Regions from separate parts of the Homo sapiens genome. Here region 1 is linked to region 2. The links are chromatin contacts, found by Hi-C or POLR2A ChIA-PET in ENCODE. All regions are on one chromosome and are shown on one strand. Each heading gives the region's core, a stretch centred on a gene start or an enhancer-like site at or near the end of the contact. The rest is flanking DNA. Distances are from core to core; before and after follow the strand shown.

Region 1 (6,833 bases), core at 3,870-6,369, 290 kb after region 2:
CTGTTGTTTTGAGTCACCCAATTTGTGGCACTAGGAGACTAATACAGTATTTAAAAAAAAAACAACAAGATGATTTGCAGTTAAAACATTTGGGAATCCATGAGCATTGAGTTTCCCTTTTGGAAACAGACATACACAATGTACCCTGGACTATCAGAGATTCTAAGGAAAACTCATAGTAAAGTGCTAGTTTGACCTACAGTGCACTCCAAGTTTGTGTAGCCAAAAAATACCTTGTTTGTGGCACAGCTAAATAGTGATGTTCAGTGGAGCACTAGGTGTCCCAGGAGTACAAAAACCAACAATCAAATGTATAAAGGGATTGAAGACTTTATGGAAAAGTGTGGGGAAACGGTGCCCTGGCACCACTAGCGTCCCAGAACCACAGCATGCCAGGACAGACAGAAGCCTCAGACCTCAGTTCATTTCTGCCACTCATTTTTGCACTCAGGAAACTGAGGCCTAGCTTAAAAAGCGTGTTGGCCAAAACACAAACACAGCACTAATGGTTGCATAACTGGAAGAAAAATTTATTATTAGATACTCAATTCTTCACTCAGAGTCACATGAATTTATTTCTGAATAAGCCCATCCTATAGAATTATAAACCCACACTACCTAAAAGCTGGGTTCTACCTTCCCCACAATTGAACTGAATTCCTACTCCTGCAATTGGCTTTTTAAAATTATGCATGGAGCCCGCTAGGGGAGGAATCTGAGGCCAATACATGCTCCAGCGAAGTGACAGCTCCTCAACGGCTCCCTCCAGGAGACAAGCAACCTGCCCTCAGTGCTCAGCCTGCCTGCTGGAACCCGAGACCTCTGCACTGCAGGTGCAGCACGCGTTGCTGATGCCACGCAAGTGTAGAAGGGGGTCTGTAGGAAGACCACCAGCTCTAGGGACTGCAGGGGTGGGGCCTGAGTGGGTTAGGTCACCTGGGACTGGGATGCTTGTGATTGGTCAAGGGAGTGCTGATCCTTGGAGAACTTACAAAAAAGGGAGGCAAACGAAATAGGGCAGGGGATGGGTCACTCCGAGACACTTGCTTCTCACCCCAATATCCTTACGTAAACTTTAACTTTGCTTATACATTTGCCTGATTTCCGTTTTTAAGCCACTCAGTGCCTCTTTGGAGCCAACTCACACAGGCTCTAAAGAGAAGAGTATCAAACACCCAGAAATTTTGCAAGCCAGTTGTTAAGCTATTGGCAATTTGAAATTGGCCACAGTGGGAGTATTTTTTACACCACAGATATTGGCAAATGTTACAAATCAGGGTTGCTGAAGGATTTTGGTCCATAGAGCTGACTTTCCACTGCACCAAGTCATTCTCCATTGACTTTGCTTTCCTCCAGCATGGTCTGACACGTTCCTGCCGGGATTGTGGGCAGCTGCCCCTTGCTGTCTTTCTAACATTAGCCCATGCATCTGTAATCTTTCTGTGGGAACCACTGTTCTTCTGCCCTGCCCTTTTGTAAACTCTCCCCACTTGGAACGCAAAGTGAAAATGAAGCCCTCGCTGCCAGAAACAGGGACACAGAGAAACACCTTGGAAACACTGCTCCTCCCAGTCGGCAGCACCAAAGGCTTCACAGCTCCATGTAATTTCACGCTCAACATCAAGTGATTCACAATAGCACCTTGTAACCAGAAAAGGCACAAAGCGCCATCCTCATTGCTCTGCTGTCTGCAGGAAGCAGGAGGCTCTATCTTCCAGCATTGGTGGCCGCGGCCCTTGTGCCAGGCTGCCTGCACTTGGAGCTCATCCATCCCTGGTAGGAGCACCCGGACTCCACTCCAGATGGTGGGAAGCCTGGCCAGTGGAGCGAGTTACCAGCTTCCGCCGAGTGGTGAGAACGAATGACTCTAATGTGTGTTTCCTTGGCGGCTTGACTTGCTGCTCCTTCATTCTTGACATTCGGCCAAGATCCCTCCTGATTTTCTAATGATCCCCCTGTAACAGCCTTGGAAATCTCCCACTCACCAGAACTCATGCAAACGTATGCCAGATGAACAGAAAAAGAATATGATCTAATTGTTTTTTCAGGCAAAATGTGCAGTAACCAAGAGCAGGTTAGACCTGTTGAAAATTCTTATAGGCTGGTCATTTGTGAGTCATACTTACATGACCCTGAATTGCCTTGCTTGGGGTTAATTGCATGGTTTGGCCAGCTGCCTCTATAATTGGCTCGATTTGGTTACAGAAGCCACTAAAACAATGATCTGAGGTCACTGGCTGTTTCAGACCAAGGGGCAGCAAAATTGAAAGCAAAGCGACCAGCCAAATTAACCAATAAAAAGACCAATTTGACGCTACACGGGAAATATAACCTTATATAAATCTGGGGAGAGCAATTAGTTTGAAACATTTGCAATTGTTGATATTTGACTGTTTTAATCTTTTAAAAACGGCAATTTTAAACAGCTCAGCCAAATAGTCCCCTTGGTTCTCAAGCAATCACTACTCTAACATTTCAGAATTGTCTGGGCTGGGGCTGGGGAGAAGTCAGCAGGAGAAAGAAACACATCTCTCACCATGCTTCCTGTGGTTCTGACACCTTCTTCTCAAGTACAGTTTAGTGGAAAGAGCCCTGGTTTAAGACTCAGGAGACCTAATTTTAGCCCCAATTGACTTCCTATAGGGCCTTCGACAAGCCATTTCTCCTTTAAGTCTCGTTCTGTTCAACTGAAACAATATCATAAACATTCTCGTGATGCCGAAATGAACTGACGGATGGGAACATGCTTTTTTAAAGTGAAAATTATTACACAGATAATTCATAAAGGCTACACACATTATAGTTATCAACTCCTATTGATATGTGAGTGTGTATACTCCCGCAGGAGAGAATAAACTTTGAATGCAACCATAACTTATTACCCCTTTGTTCCAGTGTCACTTCTGATAGCAAACAATGCCAAAACAGTAACAAATTGCCATTGTATTTTCCATTAGTCATCAGAGTATAAAAGATTTGATAAATAGCGAGAAAACACATTGGCTCTTTCGGGTGGGAAATCCGTGTTATTGACAGTAGCAAATTACATGTCTTTGAAAAAGATGGTGTCACGGTTCTTAGAGATTATTTGCATTGCTACTGAGACATAAGAAAACCTCAAGGAGCTTTTAAAGGCCGTGTCTGTGAGATGAATGGTCTGGTGTCCTCACCCAGCCCCCCTTGTTCCAGCATTCGTGTGACACTGCCGGGCAGCTGCCTTGGCATGAGCCTTCTCTGTCCAAGAACAGACTGCCAGGCCTGAACACGGAGAGGAGGAACAGCCTCTGGGGTATTCCCTGACTTTGGGGAGGCACGATGACCAGGCTGGGGCCTGTGCTTTGGGGGAAAGCACACAAGGAGATCGAGGGTGTTTTTTCTGTGTCCTCTGCTCCTGTCCTTGCCATTGCCTCTGCGCAGCTGCCTCCTGTTCTTTCACTCCGGTGACAGCCCGGGCAGATGCCTCCCTCCAGAGCCGCTGCCAGCCCTACTCCATGGACAGCTGTCGCCACGGCCCCAGGAGAGCAGCGTGACCACCGGCACCAGCCATGAGGAGGGCACATCTGCAGAGAATCCCCTACCCCTGGCTGCGGGCCTGAGGGCTCAGCGCCCTACTGTACAGGACGTTCCCAGCTGGCGCCACTTAACACGAGCCTCTTCTTCACTTGGTTTTTCACCTCTGAGATGTTCCGCTCTGCTGCAAGCAATAGGGTGTTTCACAGATCCATACTTGTCTTTACAATTTCCAGGCTTAGGAAATATTTTTAAATTTTATTGATGACCTTTCCAAAGTTTAAATGAGTTAGCCCTTGGATGTTAAGAGGAAATAGTATTTTAAAGACAAAGTAAAAGAATGCCAAATCTATGAGGACATTATGCTAAGTGAAATAAGCCAGTCACAAAATGACAAGTATTGCTGATTCCACCTATATAAGGTCCTAGATTAGTCAAACTCGTAGAGACTGAGAGTAGAAAGGGGATGCCAGGGACTGCAGAGTGGGGCTAGGGAAGTGGGGAGTTAGGATTTAACGTGTACAGAGTTCCAGTTCGGGAGGATGGAAAGACTTCCGGAGGTTAGGCACAGGGGCTCATGCCTATAATCTCCACACTTTCAGAGACCAAGGAAGGAGAACTGCTTGAGGCCAGGAGTTTGAAACCAGACTGGGCAACATAGTGAGATCCCATCTCTACAAAAAATTTAAAAAATTAAACAGTGTGGGGACGTGAGCCTGTAGCCCCAGCTACTCAGGAGGCTGAGGTGAGAGGATTGTTTGAACCCAGGAGGTTGAGGCCACAGTGAGCTGTAATCACACCACTCCACTCCAGTCTGGGTAACAGAGCGACACCCTATCTCAAATAAATAAATAAATCTTTTTAAAAATAAAAGAATTGGATATGATGTTAAATTTTATGTTATGTGTATATTGCCACAATTTAAAATTTTTTAAAGAATACCAAATCAAGAAGTGCTAAAGTTCATGGAATTACCTATATCAGAGGTGGTGGGAGTCAGGAGTATGGAAAAGAACCCTTCAAATGAAAAGGTTCATGATTATCGAAAACAGCTTGTCCTGTTTTTACCAACTGGAAACTTTCTCTAGGAAAGCAGCTATTCCTAATGGCATTTCTAAAATTATGCAAACACAAAACCAAAAAGAAGGCAGGCACCCAGTAAAGTTATCTAAGACTTTGGTGGGAAAATAAATAAATAAACCTGCCGCCTCACGGTTGTTTCTCCTCACCTACAAGGCTTTGATTTCTGAGATGGGGCCTGAAGCAGGAATTCCTCACACAATGGATGCTCAATTTGTCACAGGATGTGCCTCTCCACTCTCATACCAGATAAAAGGTTAGCCTGGTTTTTCATCTAGCTGTGTCTCCCTCAGAATCAAAACTATCGTCCTCCTCAGTGCTGGATCGAGTCCTTTCATCTTTAATTTGACCAAAATGGAAACCAGGATCATGAGAATTCCTCGGGGCTGGTGTTGAAAGGAATTTCCCCTGCTCTTGCCAGAGTCTCGAGGGGTGGCCTCCTTCCACGGGTGAGTAACCACAAGTCCATGTGACCGAACAAACAGCATATTCTTTTGTTCAAAAGAGAAAAACAACATTGAAGGAAATCAGCTGAAGAAAATTGAGATGAAAGCCAGTCCACGCCTCAGCATCCTGAGGAAATGTTCTTCCTTGATGCTCTGAGCTCTCTAAGAAGTTACCACAAAACCAAACCCATCAGAAGTTTGCAGGACGTCCTTGTTTAGAGCTGGGAAATAAACCACGAAACAGCGCAAAGGAGAGTCCAGGCCTGCCAATGCTTCCGCGAACTCCTCGCCCCGACCTCATCCTTCTCCAGCTCCTACCTGCAGGCCTCAGGTGAGCTCCGGAGTCTAGTCATTCCTGTTGGGAGGCAAGTGTGTGACTGGTGTGCAAGTCAGGTCAGGAGGCTGCCTTGGTGTCCAGCAAGTCTTGTTTGCGGAGGCAGGGACTGCTGGGTTGGGGCACTTCCCGACCCTGTTTCTGCTCTTCTCCCCTCTGCAGGCCTCCTGACCTCCAGGCTCCTTACCCTCCCGCTGGCCTCTGCTCTACACTCATCTTTGTGCCCTGCTTCCAATCATGCCAGGCCTCGGGGTCCCTGTCTCTAACTTCACCATGAGACTCAGGTGCTTCTCTACACTCCACCCTCTCCAACACTGTTTGGAATCTCAGGCTTGGTCCCAATCCTATGGGCTAACTTTGAAAAGACCGCTGTTCATAAGGAGAGAGAAAGGAGGAAGAGATGAGAAAGGAAGACAGAGAAAGAAACTCTATGATCACGGTTTTTCCAAAATTCATGGTTAAATTAGAACTTACTATGTGCAAATATAGAAGCACGGGTCCACAGAGTTCCAGAGAATGAATGCTGACGACTAAGCACCAGCCTCCACTCCCTGCCCCATAGTGAGTATCCCTCCTCTGTGTGCTCATGCTGTGAATCCCCCCCATTCTACCACTTCTCCCCTCATCACTGGCTTGCTGTAGGATCAGAAGTTCCTTAAGAACAAGAACCTTCTCCCAGTGTATCCCCAGCACCTAATACAGAAGGTAATAAGGAGGAGGCATCTGCTAAACGCTTGTTGAAGGAGTGAAATTGAGAGACCAGGAAGGGCCTGCAGGCATTGTGGTGAGCCTGCCTGTTGTCCACGTGGCTGCAGCAAGCAAACATGGGTTTTCCTTGGAAGGACTGTGGGCCATCAACCCATTAATTGCCGAGTTGCTTCTATCAGGGCAAGGCTGTGGAATCCTGTTATCCTAGACAATGAGGTACAGGGTGCAAGCAGATCTGTGTGCTGCTGTCTTCCGGTAAACGGACCAAGTTCTCACTTCCCATCCTCCTCCCCAGTCTCACCCACCCGTGCTCCCAAGAGAGCAATTCATCATGTCAGTGTCTGGTGTTTTCTTGAAGGCCTGTGCTAAATAAAGTGGATTGTTTATAAAGTGGGATTATTCTCCAAGCACAGAAGCAGATTCCTGGGCAAGTTGTTGCGCTGAGTGTAATTAATGAAATGCTTTTTGGACCAAATTGTCCAATGGAATGAGATCACCCACTGCCAGACTGGGTCATTCAGACCCAAAATAGATGGTCTGTATTCAATCCTAGATTTAAAACACACACACACACACACACACACACACACACACGTTGCTTAACGTCCTTCGCATCAGGAAACTACCAGAATACAGCAGACTGCGATTGTTAGAAGTGTAGAGTCAAGGTACCATTTCTAATTTTCTCTTTTTTTCTATAGTCAACACTTATTCAGTGAGCCGAGATCATGCCACTGCACTCAAGCCTGGGGGAC
Region 2 (6,443 bases), core at 2,881-5,380:
ATGTTTTAACAATGGCTCTCAAACTTGGCTGCACATCAGAATCACCTGGGGAACTTTGAGAAATCCCCACACCCAGGCCAATCCAACCCTCTCAAATCAAAGTCTCTGAGGTGGGACCAGGTACCTGAATTCTTTTAAATCTCCAAGGTGATGGCACTGTGTGGAAGGTTTGAGAGCCAGTGTCTTAGAAGATTTGGGTTTGCCAGAAGGTTTCTGGATGGAGCCTGGGTGCTGACCCTTTTACCCTAACTGGTTAGAGTGGCAGATGAAGCTCCACCCATCTAGTGCTAGATCTTTTGGAGATTTATTTTTAAAAGCCACTCATTATTCCTCTCCCCATTTGGCAAAAGCGTTTTCATCCATTTTCTCTTTGACACCCATTACATTTAAAAAAATTATTTAGTCCTATACTGGACAGTCTGTAGCAAGTCCAGCCTGCTCTGCCACTAGTTAACTGGATGCTAGGCCTCAGTTCTTTTCCAGGGAAGCAGGAAAAATTAGCATAGGCCATCTTCAAGTTCCTCTCCTCTCTTTAGCTTTAGCATTTAGTCCTCTACAACTCCGTCTCCAGATTTCTGAGGCTGTTCTGAGCCACCTCTGCCCACATGCTTCTGGCTGATCTCTAGCCACAGCTGCTTGCCTCATGGCCGCCACTTCCTGCTGGACGTCCACGGGGCTGGGGTGGTGGGCAGGGAGGGAGAGTGAGGATGGAAAACCAGGATGACCAGCGGCTCTAAATCCCCTAAGGGTGGTATTCCTTTTTGAGGAACTGGCCACCCCTCTACACAGCAGCTGAGATGCAGGAGTTCCTGTTTCAACTCCCCCACCCTGCTGGAGGCTGTAAGGCAGGGTGTGATCGGCTTTTACTGGAGAACAGGAAATAGCAGGAAACGTCACCTACAAGGGCACATTAATCACATTAGCTTGGCAAACTATCATCTGGGATTCAAAGTCACATGTGTGAGCACAGCATTTCTAGGCAGCCCGTTTCCACAGCCCTGCTGCCCATGCCTTTTGTTTTAGAAGACCGGTCTCTGCAGCTCACTGCTGCTGGAAGGAAAACTCACATGATCACATTTTGTGTACACATGCATCCACATGCATAGTGAAACCAGGTGAGCTTAATTCATTTTGGCTAGACTGAAGTCAAGCTTCTGAAAATATAAAATGGTTGTATTTCTGGGCCAATGCTGACGCTGGAGGTGGCATGTTGATGAGGCCAGGAAGTTATTCTATTTTCTGGTGAGGGAGTACTTGTCTTGTTCTCTTTTTTTTTCCTACAGAAAATGCAGCCATTACTCACATTTAAAAAAATTACATTTGGGCTTTGAGGTATAATAAGAAATATATAGATATTGGTCACTGCTCCTGATTCCTGACACAGAGCCACTAAAACCCTTGTTATTTCCTGAGTGATAGGGGTGCGAGGAGAATATTTTGTCCTAATATTTGGTCTCTGACCCAGTTCCCAGCACAGAGCTCTTAAATCCCCTGGAATTTCCTGGGTGATAGGAGCATCTTTCATTCTAACAAGGTGACTCTTGGTGGACTCCTGTATGGAGTTTGTCACCAGAAAGATCAAGCCATGATGAGAAGCTTGGAACATTCAGCCTCACTCTCCATCCTCTGGGTAGAGGAGTGGGGCTGGAGATTTAGTTAAAAATTGATCCTGCCTATGCCATGAAAGATCTACATCATAGATTTTTCTGTGTCTATAACAATCCCTAAAGTATAGGGCTGAGAGCTTCCAGATTGATGAACACGTCTACGTGCTGGGGGTGGTGCATCTCAGCTCCATGGAGACAGAAGTGCCTGTGCTTGGGACCCTTTCAGACCTTGCCCTCTGCATCTCTTTATCTGGCTGTGTGTGTGTATCCTTTGTAATATTCTTTGTAATAAAGTGGTAGGTGAATATAAGTGAGTATTTCCCTGACTTCTGCAAACTGTTCTAGCAAATGATCAAAACTGAGGAGGAGGTTATGGGACCCTCCTATTTGTAACCAAGTCAGACAGGGGTTGTGGGTAACCTAGAGACCATCACTTGTGATTGGTGTCTGAAGTGGGGTGAGGAGTCAGGAGGAACTGAACACTTAACCTGTGGGATCTGTGCTAATCCCAGGTAGATGGTGTCAGAATTGAATTGAATTATTGAACACCAAGTTGGCGTCTGAAGAGAATTGGAGAACTAGTTGGTGTGGGAAAACCCCACACATATTTGGTTACAGAAGTGTTCTGTGTTAAGTGTGAGTATAAGGAAGGAAAAATGAGTTTTTCTTACAGGCTTACATTTAAGGAATTATCTTTCTTGAAAATGATATTGAAGTCAGCACTGTCTGGGAAAGTCTGGAACATAAAGTGCTTCTGAGCCAGGATCTTTTGTATCATTAAAATGACGCACTCTTTAGGGAGGGAGCAACCTACTTTTAGATGAGGGTCTTAGGGGAGACTTTATTTTGGAGCCATTTGTGGGCACATGAACTTGACTTTCAGATCTCTGATTGGGCAGGAACAGCTCCTTGCTAGGGGCTACTGAATGAACCTCAAGGAAAAGTGAAGTTGAAAGCTCTTAGGCCACATCAAAGAAGTGGGGAGGATACAGAGCCTTCTTCCCTTCTGGGAGACAAGGGCACCAGAGGCCTTCCTTGCTTTTTAACAATGCGCATCTATTTTGTGAGGCTTAAAAGGGCGTTTTGTCCATGGGAGATGCTAAAAATATTCTTGTAGGAAGAAAGGAAAAGGGGGAAAGGGAAGATGTGATAAAAGGAAGAAGAGAAAAAGGGATAATTCAAAGTACTGAAATAAAAATTTTGGTTAGCTCAAAAAAGAAGTAAAATACAGTATCTAGAGAGCAACAGCACAAAAGAGAAAACAAGCAAATATTCCTGGATGTTTCTTTCTCACCGTATCACCCTGAGTACGTTATTTAACCACTCTGAGTCCCAGTTTCCTCATCTGTAAAACGAGTCTCTCTACAGGAATTTTGTGAGGATCAACAAACAAAAAAGCTTCTGCTGATTCGTGAGGATGCTAATGTCAAACACCATGCACACTCACCACAGCCTAAAACCTTTTCTAAGAGCTTCACAGGTATGATCTCATCTAGTCTTCCAAACAAAACTGTGAAGGAAGTTCCTTCCTCATTTGAAAGAGAAGACTGAGGCACAGACCCTCAGCTAAACCAACAGGTGGCATGCTTGGATTTGAACCTTGCTAGTTGCTCTTGCTCCTTAGTCTGTGTTAAGTACCTCCCTTCCTCACCATCCTATGTTGCAGTAGCTCCTCTTTCTTTTCTTCTTCTTTTTTTTTTTTTTTTTTTTGACTGAGTCTTGCTCTGTCGCCCAGGCTGGAGTGCAGTGGTGCCATGTAGACTCACTGCAACCTCCACCTCCAGGGTTCAATTGATTCTCATGCCTCAGCCTCCTGAGTAGCTGGGATTACAGGTGCAGGCCACCATGCCCGGCCAATTTTTGTATTTTTAGTAGAGACAGGGTTTCACCATGTTGGCCGGGCTGGTCTTGAACTCCTGACCTCAAGTGATCCACCTGCCTCAGCCTCCCAGAGTAGCTCCTCTTTTGACTATTTCACAGGTGCAATGCTCATTCTGACAATTCAAAAGAAATTTGGTTGGCTAAATTGGGCTCTATGCAATTGGGAAGTATCACTGGATTTGACATATCTAGGCTCAGTTCATTGTTAGCAAACGTAATTGATACACACTGAGATCTTGTGATCCAAGCCTGAGAACTACAAACATTAAATCCACAAATGTATTTCAAAGTTCAAATTTTACATTAGTGAAACAAGGAAATATAAGTGTCATAACACAATGGCAGCTTTCCAAGAATGAATATTTTATTGGTGGGGAAAATTGGCCTTTTGGGTCACCTTACTTTAGCTCTTCAAGGATGTACAACTATATAAAATTGACCTTATGTTGTGGTATTGAACAGCTGGGCTATGGAATATTTTAAACCAGCGTTTAAAAATAATCCCATAGAGTGGGAACTGATGCAATCCTAAGGGGAAAGAAAGCTTTGGAGGAGTGTCTGGCTTCCTCTTTTCCTCTTGGCTTGAAACCGACAGGCAGATCTTATCTACTCTGGTTGATTTTCTAGCATTAGGACTTTATGCAAATGGATCGGGGCCTTGTATCCTGAGAGGGAAAGTGGTTCACTGGAAATGTTTTGGCAATCACAGATTCTTCCAGGTGCCTGCCTGAGAATGATTTTCTTACATTGAGAATTTTCTTCCAACTGGGCACAGATGACAGAAGTCTGGACTTGTTTGGAAATATGATCCTATCAGTTCTCAGACATTTTTAGAATATCTACCCAACCCCAGCCTTTCAGCACCCCTGTAATGATCATATTGATTTCATACTTCTAAGTTTTGGGATGTTAAAAATAGGAAGGACTTGAAACCCTTATTGTGGGATTTACTGTTTATTCCTGTTATCTCCTAACTTGGGTTAACATGGATTCTGATGAGAATAATGAAAAGTGAATAGTTTAACCATGTTTAGAAGAGTATTCATTTATTAGACATGCTGCTAAATGTGTCTGATCTCACAGAGATTAATTACTCTTTCTCAGTATTCCTCTTTCTCATGCACACATTCACTTACAAGTTCAGGCTGTCATGTTTTTGCCATTTTCTTGCCGGTGCCTTGCAATCCTAATAAAATGTTTACTAGGTAGCATTTCTCTGGATACAGTGTTGAGCTGAGAACTGACTTGAACATGAATCATGATAATGTTTCTTACTGTTTACATAGCAATGAAGATTATCAGGATGAATGGAGAGAAGCCAACCACCCTCTTTATTCATCACAAAGTCATTCAGCCCTGTTATTTCTCATGCTGAGAGATTTATTGGTAATTTTGCTGCAGATAAGTTGTCTTGAAGGGAGCAAAAACTTTCAGGAATTGAGGTGCTTCTGAATCAGAGAAAACTATGATACGTCATTAACTCTGATACTGAATTATATAGAAGAAATGCAAAAGACTCATAAGCACTTAGAAAAACAGTAATCAGTGTGTGTTGATTATCTCAGCCACGGTATACCTTTTTTTCCACCACACATTTCCGGGGTGATTTGCACTGTATTTTCATATTTAACATTAGGGAAAAGTGTGTTGTGGGTGCTATGGACATGTATTAGCATATTTTAAGATGGTTTATTTGGGCTTTTTTTTTTAACCTAATAAATCCAGTTCATGTGCACACAACATCACTCATGTTTGCTGCTTTTGAAGTAAATTTCATTTTAATTCTTCCAATCAGTCGAAACATTTGAAAAAAAAATAACATGAAAGTTTTGAGCTCGGGAAAGGTTTTTGTTATCATTTTTGTTTTTTTACATTGATCTTAGGTCATTGAGTAGATAATAGGAATACATTTGCTAATGAAGATGAGACGTCAACTGTCCGATATAGTCATCAATCAAATGTCTGGCTCAGAATCAAGACACAGACCCTTCCATCTCCCTACCTGTTTCCCCAGCAGACCTGCAGCAACCCAGATGGTGTTTTTGGACTATTTTATAAATGTGTAATTCATAGAAGTCTACTAATGATCTATTATTTTATACTAGTGGCCAACCTTGGAATTTAGTGTGTAATTTCTGCAGGCCACAATGAATGATTTCTGACAAGAGGTTGTTGTGTTGAAGGAGAAAGAGCAAAGGAAATCTTTCAGAACAATTAGTAGGTTAAGTTACTTGGCTCCCAGTTTGAGATTGAGAAATAATTTTTTAAGTTTTTTCCCTGTCCCATTCCCTCTTTGTGACCTAAAAAACCCCCAATAGCCAGAGAATAAAGACAAAGAGCAAGAGGACTCCTTGTAAGTGCTCCCCCAGAGCAAGTTATCAATTGCTAAATTGGTAGGAGGCATGTGTGCTTTGCACAATCCACTCAACCTGACACTGAGAAACAGGGACCAGATGTTGAGCCAGGGTTTGGGCTCAAGTGCTTAGGTGGCTGGATGTGCACTTTCCATTAAGTCCAAAAGCCTGCTTGAGGAAGTGACCAAGTTGACTGCTCAATCTTGACATCTATTTGAGAATTTATTGGAAAGACCACGGGCAAATACACTTTGTCTGAGAAGCTGTTCCTGTACAGTGGGTTGGAAAGACCCAACTGGAATGTCATTTTCCATGATCTGACCATTTTATACGTCTTCCTCCATGAATAGGAATTTTCGAAAATCATTGGCTACTTCCAACTGCACAACTGTGTGAAGGCCTTGCTGCCAGCACTGAGCATAGGTGTGAGTGTCCAAAGAACAGTATTCTAGTCCCAGGTCTGCCACTAACTCACTTTGACACTTGGCTAGTCTCTGATTTTCTTTGGCCTCGTTTCCTCAGCTGTAAAATCCGGAGGCTGAACTAGAAAGTTCTGCTCTTGCTCTGTGCTTCCAGCATTTCCTACCTTCGATTACACCAG

What was found. A loop is a pair of places that touch in the nucleus more often than their neighbours do. ChIA-PET counts read pairs that join two places held with the same protein, here RNA polymerase II (POLR2A). Pooled maps may share reads with other maps.
Region 1: a loop to region 2 is called in a map of endothelial cell of umbilical vein, with 8 times the contacts of the local background. The contact joins the promoter of KU-MEL-3 here to the enhancer-like site in region 2. A Hi-C loop is called at or near these places in 7 of 168 maps with a recorded cell type or tissue (MCF 10A, PC-3, PC-9 and 3 more) and 3 of 50 pooled maps. POLR2A ChIA-PET finds 5 or more read pairs at or near these places in 1 of 52 experiments (PC-3).

The regions. Positions count from the first base shown.
Region 1 is chr6:4,605,446-4,612,278 of GRCh38, forward strand. KU-MEL-3 (a long non-coding RNA gene) reads left to right here and starts at 5,120. Exons shown (of 2, transcript NR_122107.1): 1 at 5,120-5,367; 2 at 5,533-6,474.
Region 2 is chr6:4,316,306-4,322,748 of GRCh38, forward strand. No RefSeq gene overlaps it. Among named protein-coding and RNA genes, the nearest start is that of LINC02533, 170 kb to the right of the region's middle. RefSeq lists an enhancer at 668-1,168. Within about 2 kb of position 4,131, at least 9 of the 41 ENCODE cell types and tissues checked have a DNase peak (open chromatin) inside an H3K27ac peak, as active enhancers do; they include PC-3, PC-9, endothelial cell of umbilical vein and 1 more, where a contact is called at or near this core.